2 separate regions of the Homo sapiens genome follow, and region 2 is linked to region 1. A link is an interaction called in ENCODE POLR2A ChIA-PET data of the cell type or tissue named here. Cell type or tissue: HepG2. All regions are shown on one strand. Links, peaks and the distances in the headings refer to the core of each region. The heading gives the core; the rest is flanking DNA. Region 1 holds the start of LOC124905103 (a long non-coding RNA gene). Region 2 overlaps SYN3 (synapsin III).

Region 1 (8,644 bases), core at 1,835-5,834:
AATCTTCACCAGAGAAAAGTAGTCACTTCTCTCTAAGGATCACTTTTCTAACATTTTGGGGCCCTCAAAAGATTCCAGAATCACCAGGGGCTATACACACTGCCCTCATTCTCCTCAAAAACAGGCCAAAGTTTGGGGGATTTCATCAGATGATGTAGGCATTTTTTAATTTAATCTTTCAATTTCAAAGATGACTTAGAAAACAATACCTAGGATCCAACAAATAAAAAAGGCAAACAGCATGAAGGGAAATAAACATAGGAAAATATAGTTGAAGACAAGGTGTGTACGTAAGAATACATGCCATTACGTGAGCCAGTTATTTGAATCAGAGCCTCCTAACAGCCAAAGCAAAGAAGGAAAGCAGATCAGTGACGAGGGTCCCTAATTCCCTCAATGTGTTGTTTGTTCTGGTACAGGAGAACCTCCATCTCTGGGAACTGGAAGGCCAACACAGGCTCTGCCATGCTGGAGCAGGTGGCCATGACAGAGAGGTAAGAGACAAAGGAGGTGTAGGGAGAGGCACTGGCCATAGTAGGAGCTGAAGGGGGAATGCAACAAAAGGCCCTGAAGAGAAGGCCACTCCGCCCTCCGTCCAGTGCCTCACCATCCACAGAGCACTTTTTTAGACATGATCATCTTCACTGCCCACAGCAACCTACAGGGCAGGTATTAAAATAACCCCATTTTACAGATGGGAGAAGAAAACTCAGAGAGGGGAAGTGATTTGTCTAGGATCACAGAGCTAGTTGATGACAGAGCTGAGAGTAGAACCCTGATGTCATGACTCCAAGTCCGAGGTCTTTCCAGCCCTGACCAGCTGCTATAGGAAGAGGTCAGGAAGCCCTGGCCAGTCCCTCCTGTGCTCTGACAGCTGCAAGGAAGCATTATTAGGAGACCAGGCATATTGGAGAGTCCACTTCTCTCTCAAGCGTCCTTCCATCTCAATATGAATAGGGAAAGGTTGACGTCCCATGAATCATGCATGTTTTAGGGATGCTCTCTGGCTGAAGGGTTTTTCGGTCTTTCTCCCTTTAGACACTGTGTGCCAGCCCCACTTAAGGAAGTGCCGGCCGGGTGCGGTGGCTCACACCTGTAATCCCAGCATTTTGGGAGGCCGAGGCGGGCAGATCACCTGAGGCCAGGAGTTCAAGACCAGCCTGGCCAACATGGTGAAACCCCATCTCTACTACAGATACAAAATTAGCCAAGCATGGTGGTGGGTGCCTGTAATCCCAGCTACTCGGGAGGCTGAGGCAGGAGAATCACTTGAACCCAGGAGGCGGAGGTTGCGGTGAGCTGAGATCGTGCCATTGAACTCCAGCCTGGGCAAAAAGAGCAAAACTCTGTTTAAAAAAAAAAGGGGGGGAAGGGTCGAAGGGCCAAGTCAGCTGGTCTCAGGGCCTGCCACATACATACCTTCTTGCCTGCATGCCCTGTGACCTCTGCTAGCAGCCACACAATAGCAATGGACAGAGCATGGGCTGTGAACTCAAAAAGCTCTGTTCAGTAAACACCTATTGAGTACCTACTGCAGGCCATGTTGTGCTGAGCGCTAAAGGATGAAAAAATCCAATCCTTCCCTCTAAGAACTCTGTATCGGTTGCAAGGGCTACCACACAAACCAAATTGGTTTGCGCAGAAAGGGGGATTTACTGGCTCATGTCACTGACGACTCCAGATATACAGTGTCAGGTAAGGCCTTAAGGCTCCTCCTCTGCCCACCCAAGTTCAGCTTCTTTGTGTGTTGGCTTCATCCAGGCAGGCTCTTTCATTTCATGGTGGCACACAGTGGCTCCAGGCTTTCATCCTCACAGTGTCAGGTTCAAAAGAAGGAAAACTTCTGTTTCCCAGTCATTTCAACCAAAGCCTAGAACTGAGCCATATGTACTGGTTGGCCTGGCTTAGGTCACATGACCATCCCTGAACCAATCACTATGGCCCAAGACACTGCAACGCTGTGATTGGAGGCCTATGTCAGGTCTGCACCCCTGGAGACTGGAGTGGGAGCATCCCCTACAGCAACAAAGACTGAGTGTGACCTTAGGCATGCTCATGCTTTCTGAGCTTCTTCAACTGCAAAACGAAAGCAGTAGTAATACCCAAGTCAGAGTGCAGGTGTGAGGACTGAATGAGAGAGGGCTGCACCTAATCCAGAACCAGCCCCTGGCAGGGAGGAACACCTGTCCTTCCCATCAACCCCAGGGGGCAGCTGCCACCTTCAACCTGGGAACCCACCTGTGCTAATGAGTCTCTTGGAGGCTGCGCTCATGACCTGGCACGACTGAATCATGTGGCTGAGGCAGTCACCTCCTTCCCCCAACAGGTGTTCACGGGACAGTCGTGGCCATCTTCTCTATGGCCCTTCCGGAATGTGAGCCCAGCCTTCCCCAGTGCCTCCTGAGCCACTCACAGATGTCCCCAGCAGGCCACCTATCCCTGGCTCTGCCAAGTCCCAGGCTGCATGGGCCATCCCTGGAGGAACCTAACGTGGGAGTGGGCCTGCCCAGGCCTGGAATCCACTTTCCCTTTTCCAATCACAGGCAGAACTCCAGGGTCTGGGCTGGAGAGATCCCCAGTCCTATCCCCACAGGAGCAAAATCCATACAGGGACTCATACACAGGGCCTGACCCCGCCCTCCACTGGCTCGCCTGCTTGCCAGGTGGCCTGACTCCTGGGCAAAACCAATGATGTCGCTTGGTCAGTGCTAGTCCCACCTGGCAGGAGGGGAGCAGGGCCCCCCCCCCGATTCTCCAAGCACTCTCACGCTGCTGTACGCCTGCAGCCCCTTCCTAGACCCTGGGATGCCTGTGCCCTATGGGGCGTAGCCAGCAGGGGACCCCAAGGTTCATCCTTTCAAAACAGCCTCTGGAAACAGCTGCCTCTGGACCTCAGCTCAAATTTCCACGTTCCATTGAGAAGAAACCTGATTTATGAGTGTGTCTCAGGGCAGAGCTCACCCTGTGTGTGGCACCCACAAGTCAGCCACTGGGGCCAAAAACGAGGACCCTGATCAGAGAGCCCAGAGGATTCTTCGAGCTCCAAGGACCCAAGGTTGTCCCCAAACGTGGCCACGTATCAGAATCACATGAAAAGCTTTAAAAAATTATAGAAATTACTCTAACATAGGGTGGAGCCCCAAGTCTGGCTGTTTGTGCGTTTAACTCTCCTGGTGATTCTGATGTACAACCAGAATCAGATCTAGGCTTTCCCATTTTATGATAAGAGGGAGAGGCTTTTCCAAAATTATTAAGGAATTAATAGCAAGAATGTAGGTCCCTGGTCTCCCATGCTGAGTGAGAATGGATGGGCTGGGGCACCTTCAGAATGAGAGGAAGGGTGGCTTGCTTGGAAGCTGGAATCAGACAGGATCTGGATTTGGAAGCGGTACAGTCACTTAATCATCGCTCTGAGCCTGTTCCTCCATCAGTAAGATGGGTTAAAACCTTCCTCATAGAGTTGTGCTGGGATTCGAGGGAATGAGGAGTCAGCCCCCGGGCCCAGAATGCCTGGAACATACCAGGAGCTCCATGGGTGTGAGTCTCCATCCTTCTTTTTATTTGATGATCTCACATGCTCCGTGCTACAGCTGAATGAGAAAACTGGACTGGGAGTCAAGGAGATCGAGGGAATCCTGGTGTTCTTACACCTTACTGTGTGATCTGGACCAGCCACCCTCCCTCTCTGGGCCTCAGTAGGCTTTGGTGGATGAGATGAGACTCCATTCTAAGAGCATTCCAGTCACAGTCCCTCCTCATCCCAGCACTTGTGGCTCAGAGACGCAAAGCGATGTGAGAGTAGGCGTGCCCCGTGTGACCCTGGAGAGTGAGAAGCAAGAACATTGACACAGAGTCCCCTGTGACTCCCAAATCCAGCCCACAGGGGAAGCTAAGTGCAAAGCTGGAACAGTTTCTTCACATACAACCACCCCCTTGTTGCAGGGTCAGAGTCCAGTGCTGAGATCTGTCCCCAGCAAAGCAAACTGGCCTTGCAGACATCAAGTGGCTGGAAAGGGAACAAAAGCAGTGGGTCTAGAGGGCCAGGCCCCCTGGGCGAGGCAGAAGCAGCCTGCCAGTCTCCCCAGCCCACCCGCCCCGGGCCCTGGGAAAAATGCACCCTTTGTCCTCCACAGCCTCTTGTCCGGCCAGGGCTGGGACTGGAAGGGCAGCCTGGAGGGACTTCTGGAGCCCTTGGAGCAGCTTTCCCAAGGGAAAAGGGACACAGGGGTGGCTGGGTGTCCAGGATGACTCCGGATGGGGACAGGGCAAGCTCCCCATTACTGCAGAGCCAGCAAGTCCTGGGGTCGGGGGAGACCTCTCCCAACTCTGGTTCCTTCTCTCCCTGCCTCTCTCCCCTCCTTCCTGGCTCTCTCGTGTTCTTTCTCTGGGTCTCTCTCTCACTGTCATGTGTGTCCCTGCCTCTCTCCCTGCCTCTCTGTCTCTGCGTGTTGGACTCCAACTCTCTCTCCGTCTTTCTGTCTCTCTTGCTGCTTCTCTGTCTCTCTCCATCGCCGTCTGGATGTGTGAGTCACTGTCCCTCCCTGCCTGTTTTTCCATGTGAATCCACTTCTCTCCCTCTACCCGCTTCCCCACTTTCCCAGGCCACTTCACTGTCTGTCCATCTGTCCCTGCAGGTACAGGCTGTGGGTGGACAGCTGCTCGGAAATGTTTGGCGGCCTGGACATCTGTGCCGTCAAGGCTGTCCACAGCAAGGATGGCAGAGATTACATCATCGAGGTGAGGGATGAAGCAGGGAGTCCTCCTGGCTGGTCCAGCCTGGCAGGCGTGCCAGGGGGAGGGAATCCCTGCATGGTCTTTGGCACCATCAGCTGTGTCCTGGCTCCAGGGCACACGCAACCCAGGCCTCAGTGAGTTGCTTCTGGAGGCTCCTTCCCACCCTCAGAGGCATCGAAAGGCTTCATGCCTGGGGACTTGGAACTGAGTCGGGAGACCTCAGGGCCCGAGGTTGAACAACATCCCCAACCCACAGGCCTAAGGGAAGGAAAGGGCATCTGGTCAAGGGTCAACAAGATACTGTCCCATGGGGCCCCTTCCATTTCCCCAGTGTCCAAGCATGTGAAATGGGCACCTTCCTTGGTCACCATGCAGACAGTCCATCATTTGTTCATTCAACAAACATGGCCTTAGGGGGCTCCCATGGGCTAAGCATGGGTGTGGCTCTGGGGATACAGCCGTGGACATAATAGACATGGGGTGTGCAGGCTGGCAGGGGAGAGGGTGAGAAACAGTGGCAGAGCATTGAGGATTTGGAAGGGGGATGGAATGGTACAGGGGCATGAATAGAGGGAAAGATGTAGGGAAACAGAATGGTAACAGAGGGCTCACAGAGGGGCTGTGGGTCCCGGAATCTCTCTCAAGACCCTCCAGCAGCCCATGCCTCTCCCAATCCTATAGTCCTCCCATCCCCGCCGCTTCCTCTCTCTGTTTCCCCGTATCCCACTAACCCCCACCTCTCCTCCATGTCTTCCCAGTGTCTCTCACGGTCCCACAGCCCTCCCGTCCCCTCCCCAACTCTTCTTCCCTGCCCCCCCACTCCATGTCCCATGGCTCTCCACTGCTTTCCCCTGAAAAGGCCCCTCTGGCCTCAGAGTCCGCCATAACTTCCCATCTCCACACTCACAGCTCCAGTGCCGCGTCCAGCCCCCTCCTTCCATGGGCGGTGCTGACACAAGGCCAGGACACGTGAGGGAGAGCCCTGCGGCCGTCCCCTCCCCGGGGTGTGGGCGGCTAATGGGAAGCACATGGCTGGGGTGACCACAGGAGCCAGCCGGTCCTCCCGTCTCTCATGTCTGCCTCGCTCCCCAGGGGCCCACGGCCAAGCAGGACCAGGTGACTCAGTGGGTGGGAGCCCAGTCATGCCAGGAGGGTGTTCACACCCAGGCCTTGGAGGTAGGAGGAGGGAGTCCAGGATGAACACAGCCCCTCTCTCCTCCCCAGAGAGGCCAGGAAGCTCCTGCAGGAAGAGCTGCATCTGCATTAGCAGACCTAGTCCCACTCTGGAGAACAGCTCTCCTCTCAAGGCCCGGAAACGCCTTCCCTCTGGCCGCCACCACACCTGAAGTTCCCCAAGTAGCCCCTACTTGGAGGAGCCATGGAAGGGGCTGGGAACAGACTCCTTGACCTGTACAGTTGCTCCCTGGAGGAGCCGGTCCCTCGCCTTCTGGGAGCTTCAGCCCAGAGGTGGGGCAGGAACCCCCAGCACGGCAGCTCCTGAGACCCCACCAGGTCCTCCTGCCTCTGCATCCCCTCACGGGGACCACCAGACATGAACCCAGATTTGGCACACACGCACTCATTTGTTTATTCACTGAGCCGCTGCTCCAGGAGCCAGCCCCCAAGCCAGGTGGACACAGTACAACTGCAAACACAAGAGCAGGGGCCCTGTCTCCTAGAGCTCCCGGACTGCCCTGACCCCCAAAGGCCAGCTCCTCCCTTGCACCAGCAGTCTCTCTGTCCCCTGTGAGCCCCTACCTCTCCGGGTCTCAGCTTTCAGTCTTAGGGAAAAAAAAAAAAATCTGTGTTCATGGGCTCAGGCTTCCTGCCTTTAGCCATTCAGAGGGTTGGGGATGAAAGACCTTTCACATTAAAAAAAAAAAAAAAAAAGTAAAAGTAGTGGGCTCGGACTTCAAAAAATAAGAAAACAACGTCTCCCAAGAATGTTCCAGGGGAAAAATGAAAGATAGCTTTTCAGATTTTTTTTTTCCTCGCAGAAACATTGCAGAGTTGTTTCCTTTGCTTTTGAGTTTGGAGTGGGGTCAGGGGAGATGGGAAGCTTGTTACCAGAAATATAAAAGGTATTTTCCCCCAGTAAGGGAAAAAAAAAAAGGCAGAAGAGATCCCAAAACACTGGTTTCTTCAGCCATCTCTGTGGTGAGAACTGAAAATGTGTGTGAAATGTTTTGTGAAGAGGCTCACAGTGAAATACTCAGGGGAAAAGACCCTTGAACTTGTCCTCTCTGACCTTGTCCGGGGAATGACATTGCTCACTGGAAAAATGTTTCCCTGGGGAGACGAGGGTGGCCACTTCCTTTGGCTGTCTCTACCGTGGGGATTCCAAAATGAACCTCAGGTTCCTTGCGGTGGCTGTTTTCCACTGCAGGGAATGTAGGAAACAGAGACCAGAATAAAATGGGGTTGGCAGGGGCAGGGGGAGAGAGGACAGGCAGGGTGCAGCAAGCCTGTGTACCTTCGCGGCAGACTCCACAGTCAGAGCTCAGCCAGTGGTGACTGAGAGACTGTCCCTGTCTGGGGCGCTGGGATCCAGGAGGCCTCAGTCCCAGGTACGACCTGCGCAGAGCTCAGGACCCTGCTAGAAGCAGTACTCACATTCTTTTTTTTTTTTTTTTTTTTTTTTTTTTTTGAGACGGGGTCTCATTCTGTCGCCAGGGGAAAGAGGGAAGAGGAAAGGCCTGTTTTCCGGGGCCCTGGCAAAACCCAGGCGGGAGGGAAACGCGTTCCACAGGGAGCTGGGCTATTCTCAAAGTGCTTCTATGGGGAGGAGCCTGAGGGATCCTAGTTTCCCCTTCTGCTCTTCTTACAAATAGAGCAACTTGGCTCACTGCAACCTCCGACACTCCCAGGTTCAAGCGATTCTCCTGCCTCAGCCTCCCGAGTAGCTGGGATTACAGGCACCTGCCACCACGCCCGGCTAATTTTTTTTGTATTTTTAGTAGAGACGGGGTTTCACCGTGTTGGCCAGGATGGTCTCAATCTCCTGACCTCGTGATCCGCCCGCCCCGGCCTCCCAAAGTGCTGGGATTACAGGCGTGAGCCACCGCGCCCAGCCAGTATTCACATTCTTAAGCTAGCTTTTCAGTTTCCTAATCAAAGTGGGTGCTTAAACTCACAGATCCCTACAAGTCCCAGCTGGAAGGGTCTTAGCAGCTGCCCAGATCCCTCAGTTCACTGTTGAGAAAAAAAAAAAAAAAAATAGGCCCGTAGAGGAAAAGAAACTTGCCCAAGATCACAGAGCAAATACACAGCAGAAGCCAAGCCTGGAACCCAGGTTCCCTCTTCTCAGTTCCTACCCTGGTGTGCTGTTCCAGTGCTTGGTGGGAATTAGCCTGATGCAGTGGGAGGACCGTGGGTTGCCAGTGCTGTGTCCTTGACCTTGCCACTTCTTTGACCCTCTGCTTCCTCTTGATTACAATGAGGATAATAGTACTGCCTCAAAGAGCTATTCTGAGGTTTATGAGAGATCCTCCACACCCAATGCTTAGAATAGAGCGTAGCACGTAGGAAATGCCCCATAAAATACGGCGCTTCTTAGTATCCTTATCCTTATGAGCCGGGCTTATCACAAGGGCGTCTTATTCCTCCACTAAACAGGTGTCTGTGGAGGGCACACCTGCTTAGCAGGACACGGGGCCCATTCCTAACCTTGGGGGCTCCCAGTCTGGTGGTGGAGACATAGTAAGCAAGGGGTGACAGTGCCGTGGATAAGCTGTCCCGTGTGAAACCAGGTGAGAACGGCAGGATACAGTTGTCAGGTGGCTCGTCAGAGCTTGCACTATCAGAGAGGGCTTCCTGGAGGAAGACCTAGTTAGCTGTTCCCTGTTGGATGAAAGGAGTTGGCCAGGTAAGGAGTGGGTAGAGGGATTACATAAGAACCTGGAGGAGAGAG
Region 2 (8,644 bases), core at 3,151-7,150, 52 kb before region 1:
ACGCTACTCAGGATGGTGTGCACTTCAAAACCTAGGAATTGTTTATTTCTGGAATTTTCCATTTAATGTATCTGGACCGCAGTTGACCGTGGGTAACCAAAACCACAGATAAGAAGGGACTACTGGAGTATCAAGGTTGAGAAACATTGCACAAAACTAACTTCATTTCCTTTTTTGGAGATTTTACCAGACTAGAAACCAGAGGAAGCCGTGGTGATAATAGAGTTCAACATGTTTCAAAGCATGTTCTGAAGAATTGTAATTACTCAGGATGCCAAAATCTATTTTTGTCATATAGGTTTGGAAAACTCTGCATTAAAGTAAGCTTTTAGCGCAGAACTTCTTAGAGTCATAAATTTGGTCATATACATTGTTGGGGTACAAGAACGGAAAAGTAAGTAGAAATTCCCAGATTTATCTAACCCCAGAAAACTTTTGCCATTTTCTATTGAGATGGTTGTCCTTTTATTAATTTGTAAGAACATCTCACATTCGAAAACCATTAATGCTTTGTCATACTTTGGAACTATTTTCTCCTTTTGACAATGACATGTTTGCCTTATTATTCAGTTTTTAGCAATTTTTAAGTTTTTTTTTTTAAATGCAGCCATATGTCTCCGTCTTTGGAAGCAGATTGTTATTACGGTGGCTAAGGGTGTTTATTTGAATCTAGGTCACACCACCTAATAGTTGTGAGACCTTAGATAAGTTGCCTCGTCCACTTTAGTTTCTTCTCATGTAAAATGAACATAGTAATAATTGTATGAGCTTCGTAAGCTGGTTGTGAGGATTAAGAGACATTATATATGTCAAGCACATAGCTCAGTGCCTGAAACAAGTGGGCACACCAGAAATATGGCCCGTCATTATTAAGAATGTTCAGACCTGTTCTGGGCACCCAAAATCCAACCTAAGTCAGTAGGGGAGATATGATTAAATAGCATCATATGTCACATAATTTATTTCACTTGGCTACAAGTTTAGTATGACTCAGATGAGGACTGGGTTGCCAAAAGCTCTAATCAACAAATGCCAAATAAATAGATGAAAATAGGCTCAACTTTATTAGTCATCAGGGAAATGCAAATTGAAACCACAATGAGTTGCTACTTTATAGCCACGAGAATAGCCAAAATTAAAAAGATTAATAATGCTAAGTGTTGGTGAGAACATGGAACAGTTGGAACAGACACACAGAAAGTACATATTTTTTGTAAAAGCATAAATTTGTACAACCACTTCGGAATATAGCTTGATATTGTCTACTAAGCTGATCGCACAGGAGTTATTTTAGGTATACCTGACCTAAATACATGCATGTGTGACCAAAGCACATGATTATGCTAGATTTGTTTATAATTGCTGGAAATTCATATGTCCATTTAATAGAATAGATAAATCAATTGTAGTATATTCATATAAATGGAATATTTTCAGCAATAAAAATTAATGAACTACAACTACATATAGCAACTTGAATGAATCTCACAAACACACCATTTAGTGAAATAAGTCAGAAACAAAAGATTGCCTATTTCTATAGTTCCATTTATATAAAATTTAAAAACCAGGAAAACTTAACTATAGCATTAACTCATATACATATTTAGGTGATAGAACTTCTAAGAAAAGCAAGAGATTATCACCATAAAAGTCAGAATAGAAGTTATCTTCGGAGAGGACGGAAGGGATAGTCATGGAGATGAGGCAGAAGTGGGCAAAGTTCTAGTTCTTGATTTAGGGGGTGGTTATGTGGGTATTTGCTTTGTGATAGTTCATTGAGTTGTTGTTTTTTGTTTTTGCCCTTCTTCATAGTTGTGCTATATTTCAAAATAAGATTTTAAAAATGTAATTCACTCTTAGGATCTATGAATGGAAAGATGATACCCAGAACAAAAACAAGAGCCCTGCACCTAGCTAGCCAGTCCACAGCCAGAAGATTCTGGTGTTCTGGGCTGCACCAATTTTGGGTGTTTGAAAGGGATAGTGACAAATTAATGTATGGAAGAATGAACCAAGTAGTGGATGGATGAGGCATATACCCCAGAAGAACTAGAGAGAGTGTGACCAACAACATCTTCAGAAACATGGAGGATTATCATGGGAAGATAGATTAGACCGATTCTACATAACATCTAGTGGGCATAGTTGGGACCCAATCAGTGTTATCAGTCCTGTGGAAAGAGCAACTTTCTAACAATCAGAGGCACATCTTACTGGACTGCCCCCTTAGGTAAGAGGTTCTCATCACTGGACAGTTGGAGCAAAGATGAGAGAGTTAGGAAACTTATTGAGAGTTTCAAGAGATTAAGTATTATGTGAGGTTCTTAGCCTGAGATATTTGCACCCCCTGAAATAGAGACAAACTTGCATGTGTGTTTATGTGTGGATGTGACATGAGCATTTTGGGGGAAAGGGGTCCATAACTTCCTTCAGCTTCTCATTAGTCGCCTGACCAGCCCAATTAAGACACCATGGAGGTGACCCTTACATTATCCTCCAATGATGAGATTCTGTGGTATTAACCAATGTTATGAGCAGTCCATTGGAAGGAATTGCTCAATATCATGTTGATGCAGAGCAGGCAAGCCCCACAACTGGGACTTAGCCTGGGAAGGTTCTTGGCTTTGTTCGGGAAAGAATTCAAGAGCAAGAGAGCAAACCAGTGGTAGGAGAAAACAGCTTTATTGAGTCAGCAGTGTTACAGCTCCGTGACTCCTCCTGCAGAGCAGGGCTACCCCACAGGCAGTGTGTTGAGAATAGGAGCTCGGGGCAGTGTTTCAGTCATATTTATACCCATTTTAATTACATGCAAATTAAGAGGCGGGCTATTCAGAAATTTCTAGAAAAGGGGTGGATCTGTCAATGCCATGGAAAGAGGCAGTAACTTCTGAGTTACTGGCAAGGGTAAACTGGCATGTACTGGTGAGCATGTCTTATGGAGAGGTGCTTTTGCCTCTTCCCTGGTTCAGCCAGTCATCAGTCTGGTCTGGAGTAAAGACCTGCCTCCCACCTCAGCGTTTCCATCGTAGAATTAGAAATTAAGCTCAAGGCCAACCGCTGGTATAGTGTCAGGGTAAAGCTTACAGAATCTGGAGTCAAGGTTCCTGGTTTAAATCTGGATTTACTATTTACTGTTTGTGTGTCCTTGGGCAAGTTGCTTAACTTTTCTCTGTGCTTCAATTTCCTCATCTCTAACACAGGGACAATAATCTCCCTCCCAGGGTTGTAATGATGATAGAATAAATTAATCCAGGCTTAGGAAGGTGGTTGGTTCAGTGAATGGGAGCTTTAAAAACACACTACAAATATACCCTGTTATGTTGATTACTTAACCATTTATCTCAGCTGAGATGAAATAAGCAGTTACAATAGACAAAAAGGGGAGAGGAATTGGATTAAATTCTGAGTAAATTCTTAAAATAAGGAAATTCAGCATCCCCAGGAGAGGCTGCAGTCACAAATGAACCCCACTCTAGGAGTCATCTTATCCTTATTTCATAGATTCAGGCTCTCAGGGCTTGACTCCCAGCACCTCACTTAGAAGATAAGAACTTGCGGCCCAGAGAGGACAAGGGCCTTGCCCAAGGCCACACAGCAAGGGAGCATCTCCAGTAACAGAACAGGAAGGGAAAGAAAGGCCTTTGAAATCGTTCAGCCCCATTCCATTCTTTAGAGATGAGAAGAGTAGTAATAATACGAGCAATAATAATCACAATAATAAAAGCCAGTGTTCTGTAGAGCTTACTCTGTGCAGGCACTGTTCTCAGTGCTATATGTATATATGTAGTGCAGTCCTCATAACAACCCTATGAGGTGGATACTATTAGAACTTCCATTTTACAGATCAGGAAACTGAGGCACAAGCAGTAAATGGTGGAGTGGGGCACAACCCTCAGGCAGTCTGGCTGAGCTCAGGGGAGTGACATGGTACCAGATATCCTAACACTCCGCCATGCAGGTACAGGGTTTGTTGTCCTTCTAAGAAGACCCTAGAGTAATGATGACAGGTTGGGAAACCTCTGCAGACACCCCTGTCTGTTCCGGGTGATGAGAGGGCCGCTCCTCCAGGCGATGTTTCCAGCAGCGCCAGCATCTTGCACACGCTGGCTTAGCCAGGTTCGCTGCCGTCATCAGCTCCAAGTGACCTGGACTCGGATCCCTTCTCTTAGGCTGACTCACTTTATGAGCTTTCCGGGCCTGGTCGGCCTTTGGAGTGGGAGTCAGTGGCCCAGTAACACGGTGATGAAGAGGGAGTATTAGAAAATGAGCAAATAGAGGAATGGATCCCAGGGGAATAGTTAAGAAATCAAAAGGTTCCCCGCAACTGGGAGACAGCCAGAGAGGAGAGTCTCTCTGTGTTTCACAGATCAGCAGAAGTCCAGCCAAAAGTGAGCAGAGAAGAGGCACCCACCCACGAGGTGTTCAGGGGGAGGGAGTTCTGGGACCCAGCTAAACCGTGAGGGACCCTCCCCCCCAACACCCACTGCCCTCCCTCTCAATCCCACCTCCCTCCCTATGTCCTCTCTCACCTACCTGCCACTCCCTTTTGATGGCCACTGGCCTCCTTTATTCTCTGCTTCTCTCTCTCTTTTTTTTTTTTTTTTTTTTTGAGATAAGAGCTTTGCTCTGTCACCCAGGCTGGAGTGCAGTGGTGTGATCTCGGCTCACTGCAACCTCTGCCTCCCAGGTTCAAGCGATTCTCCTGCCTCAGCCTCCTGAGTAGCTGGGACTACAGACGCAGGCCACCATGCCCAGCTAATTTTTGTATTTTTAGTAGAGATGGGGTTTCACCATGTTGGCCAGAATGGTCTTAATCTCCTGACCTCGTGATCCACCTGCCTCAGCCTCCCAAAGTGCTGGGATTACAGGCGTGAGCCACCGCTCCCGGCGTATTCTCTGCTTCTCTTGAGCACAGTGGGCCCTCGGGAGGGGATACATCAGTCCCCTACACCTTAATGAAGACTTTAGGCACTGTGCTCCCTTTACACATCCTCTGCAATGAAGTTGTCCTCTCCACAAATGCAACATACACAGTCCATCCTCATCATTCACAGACTCCATGTTTGCCAATTCATCTACTTGCAAAAATTCCTTTGTAGCCCCAAAATGAAATCTCGCAGCAGTTTTGTGGCCATTCACGGACCTGCTCAGAGTGGTGAAAAATTTGAGTCAAATAAGATAACACTCTGTCTCCTGGTTTCAGCTCTCAAACCGTAAACAAGTGTCCTTCTTGCAGTCTATTTGGTGCCACACTTATGCATTTTTGTGCTTTTTGTTGATGATTTCACTGTTTAAAATGCCCTCGAAGTGTAGTGCTGAAGTGCTGTCTAGTCTTCCTAAGTGATATTCTTTATGGAAAAAAATAGATGTGTTAGATAAGTTTCATTTAGGCATGAGTTATACAGTACCATTGGCATTGAGTTTAATGTCAATGAATCAACAATATATATTAAAATGTCTTTCAGCAGAAACACACATAACACAAGTTTATATATTAATCACTGGATGAAAATATTGTGACCAGAGGCTTAAAGGAACTTAACTCTGTATTTCTCCTAGGAGCAATGGGTCAGTATTCACTTATTCAGTGTTCACTGCAACTTTATAAGGCATAACTAGCATTAATAATGAGAATCAACTGCATGTGTATATTTGCATGTGTGTGCATGTGTTTGTGTGTATATGTGTATATGTATATACATACATATACATATATACATATACATGTATACATATATACATATATACATGTATACATGTATACATATATACATATACACATATATACATATACATATATACATACATACATATATACGTATACATACATACATATATACGTATACATACATATATACATATATACGTATATACACATATATGTATACATACACATATACGTATATACACATATATGTATACATACACATATATACGTATATATACGTATATATGTCTATATACGTATATATACATATAAAAGACACACATGCCCATCTTGTAAAGAGTCCTTAAATTTGCTTCCTGCCTTTGAAAGCTAAAATGCTGTGATTCTAGGCGTAAGCAGAGCTAACTGAAACAGTCATCCTGCTTCTCTGTGTAACCCAATGTTCACCTGTTGAAGGCAGGACCATCTAGATCATGAAGTCATTTTTCTTACAAGAACTTAAAGCTAAGACCTCTACCTGAGATCTTCCTCTGCCACCTCCTGCATCTTCACATCATCCTTGGTTCACTGGAAAGAGCCCTGGCCTGGTTTGGGAAATCTGGGTCATCCTGCTAGCCTCACACTCCCTGGGGCCAGCAGTAACCACCAGTGCCAGTCACTTAAACCTGTAAATGCAATTTTCCCTTATTTCATGATTTTCCTCACCCAATCACTTGGGAGAGCTAGTGAATAAAAGTGCATTAGAAAGTCTAAAGCTTCATAGAAATAGGAGATGGGGAGATAAGCAAAAGAGAGTATGGGCTTTGGGCTTAGACTGGCGCTGGGGAAAACCAACTGATGCTGGGGTTCTGAGCTTGGCTCAACTGTTTGCCAGCATTGTGACCTTCAGCAAATTTCTTAACTTCCCTGGGCCTCTGCTTCTCTGGGATAGCTCAGAGCAGATTACATGGATGAATAAGGAAAGAGAAGGAGGATAGTAACAATTCCCAAGTGCCCGTACACCACGATGAGTGCCTTGTGCATCTCCTCTAACCTTCAGAGGTATTTCAGAGGTATTTCTGATCCCTGTTTTATAGAGGTGCCAAGAGTCATTCTGCCCAAGGTCACAGGTAAGTGGTGAAGCAGAATTTGGACTGAGATTGACAGCCCTGTTCTGCTTGCTGCCAGGGACCCTCAGGAACACCCTGGTGTAATCATCTCTTCCCAGTACAAGGCAAGGAGCCAACTTAATTAGAGAGTTTATTTATAAAGAATTTCACAAGGCCCCACCCAAGAAACATGTCAGTACCTTTGAGACCAGCACTGACCTTTTGCATATGAACTGCTCTTGTGTTTTGGTCAACTGATCTCACACCAGGCCTGAAGCCAAAACCAAGAACATTCATTTCAAAAGAATGATTTAAACAAAAAGAAAGAAAGAATACCACCCTCTGGCACTGTGTTTTAAAGACAGTGTACACCATCTATAAGCCCCATTTTGTCAAGAGGGACAGAGGCCCAGGAACAGACTCATTTGGAAGAAATAAATTGTCTGTTCTTATGAGCACTGATGCAGAGGACCCCTCCATGAAAAACAAAGAATATCAATTTTTTTTAACTGACAGACATTGAAAAGCAATAAGATTTCCTTTTTTCTTTTCTCTGTTTTCCTGGTCATGTCTGTTGAGCCATCCTGACACTGCATCTAACAAAGGCCAGAGAATTCTTCCCCTTAAGAGACCCTCAGACAGAAGTGGGGCACACATCACCCGGTGGGGTGGGGAACATTATAATTTACCGCACTCCAATCACCAAAAGCTCCTTGCTGCTCCCCGGCATCAGACAGTCACATACAATTCACAAATTTGTAAATTTTTGAGGCTCCCAGCAGTCCTTTGAGGTGGATATTGCGTCATGATGTCATCATAATAGGTTTGTTTGCCCGATGCACAGTAAGTCAATAAACCAAGGCAACAGGGATTGCAGCAAAGAAAGAGTTTAATAATCATACGGCAGCCAAACAAGGAAACAGGAGGAAACCTCAAATCCACCCCTCCAGGGAGTTGGAGCTAGAGATTTCAAGGGGTTTGAAGTGGGCCAAGGTCCAGGATTATTGATTGGTCAAAGAGTGCAGAGTAAAGTCATGGGACAGGGAAATGAAGAAACTGCATTCTCGTGCTGATTCGATTCCTCTGTGGTTGTTTTCAAACTGGTTGGCATTAGCTTTCCTGCTGGAATTCAGGATCTGAAGAACATCTTAGGCAATTCTTAAACAAAAGCCTTATGAGTCCATGGTCACTGATCGTAGCTATAGGAACAATGGGGATATAAATCAATTCGTAAACAAAAACCTATGATTCTAAGGTTAGAAATCCTAGGTATAGGAACAATGAGGATGCAGATGGTCAGTATCTAGTGCTACCTGACTCTCAGTTACAAGGAAGTGGGCCAAAGTGTGGCCTGATTAGTGCTTAATAGAACTATATTTCTGCACAGGACCCAGGATGTAATTTTTGTTATCCCTGTGAGGACCGTTTCAATGATACTCATTTTACAGATGAGATAAGCAGAGATCAAAGAGGAGAAATGATTTGCACAGGGCTGCATATCACACGCACACGTTCTTCCCACTGATTCTGGCATCCATGCCAGGGGAGGTAAGACTCCAGAGAGTTCTGCCAGGCCTTTTGGAACACAGCCTATATGTCTGCTGAGGGCTTCTCTAGCCAAAACGCTCAGGCACAGCCCATTCTTACCATCAGCAGGCAGGAGAAGCATGATCCTAAAACCAGGGGAGGCCCCCTGCCCTACTGAGGCGTGGGGCACAGGGCAGTCTTCCAGCAAGCTTCCTGGAAGTGAAACCAGCCACATCTCTGGAATCTTGGAAATAGCTGTACCGGGGAGCAGTTGGCATCACTGCCGACAGGTGGCCATGGCAGGCTTGTTTTCCAGGAAGACCACAGATGATGCAGACAATGGGTTTGTTACATTTTG

What was found. ChIA-PET counts read pairs that join two places held together with the same protein. Peaks named below come from ENCODE experiments on the same cell type or tissue, not always from the same donor. Only the 100,000 strongest peaks of a DNase experiment are listed, where the experiment ranks them.
Region 2: POLR2A ChIA-PET joins it to region 1 with 5 read pairs; 4 of 35 experiments call an interaction of 5 or more read pairs at or near these places.

The regions. Positions count from the first base shown.
Region 1 is chr22:32,529,886-32,538,529 of GRCh38, reverse strand. It overlaps SYN3 (synapsin III), which reads left to right. Exons shown (of 14, transcript NM_003490.4): 9 at 420-494; 10 at 4,635-4,737. LOC124905103 (a long non-coding RNA gene) reads right to left here and starts at 6,679. Exons shown (of 3, transcript XR_007068067.1): 1 at 5,642-6,679. RefSeq lists enhancers at 5,564-6,201, 6,202-6,839, 8,643-8,644. In HepG2, for the core only: no CTCF peak of the experiment used is centred there; DNase peaks (open chromatin) are centred at 3,939 and 4,521; H3K4me3 peaks cover 913 bases.
Region 2 is chr22:32,583,191-32,591,834 of GRCh38, reverse strand. All of the region lies in intron 7 of SYN3 (synapsin III), which reads left to right. It overlaps SYN3-AS1 (SYN3 antisense RNA 1), which reads right to left. Exons shown (of 4, transcript XR_001755503.2): 2 at 7,449-7,958; 3 at 6,189-6,336; 4 at 5,316-5,351. Among named protein-coding and RNA genes, the nearest start is that of SYN3-AS1, 13 kb to the right of the region's middle. In HepG2, for the core only: no CTCF peak of the experiment used is centred there; no DNase peak of the experiment used is centred there.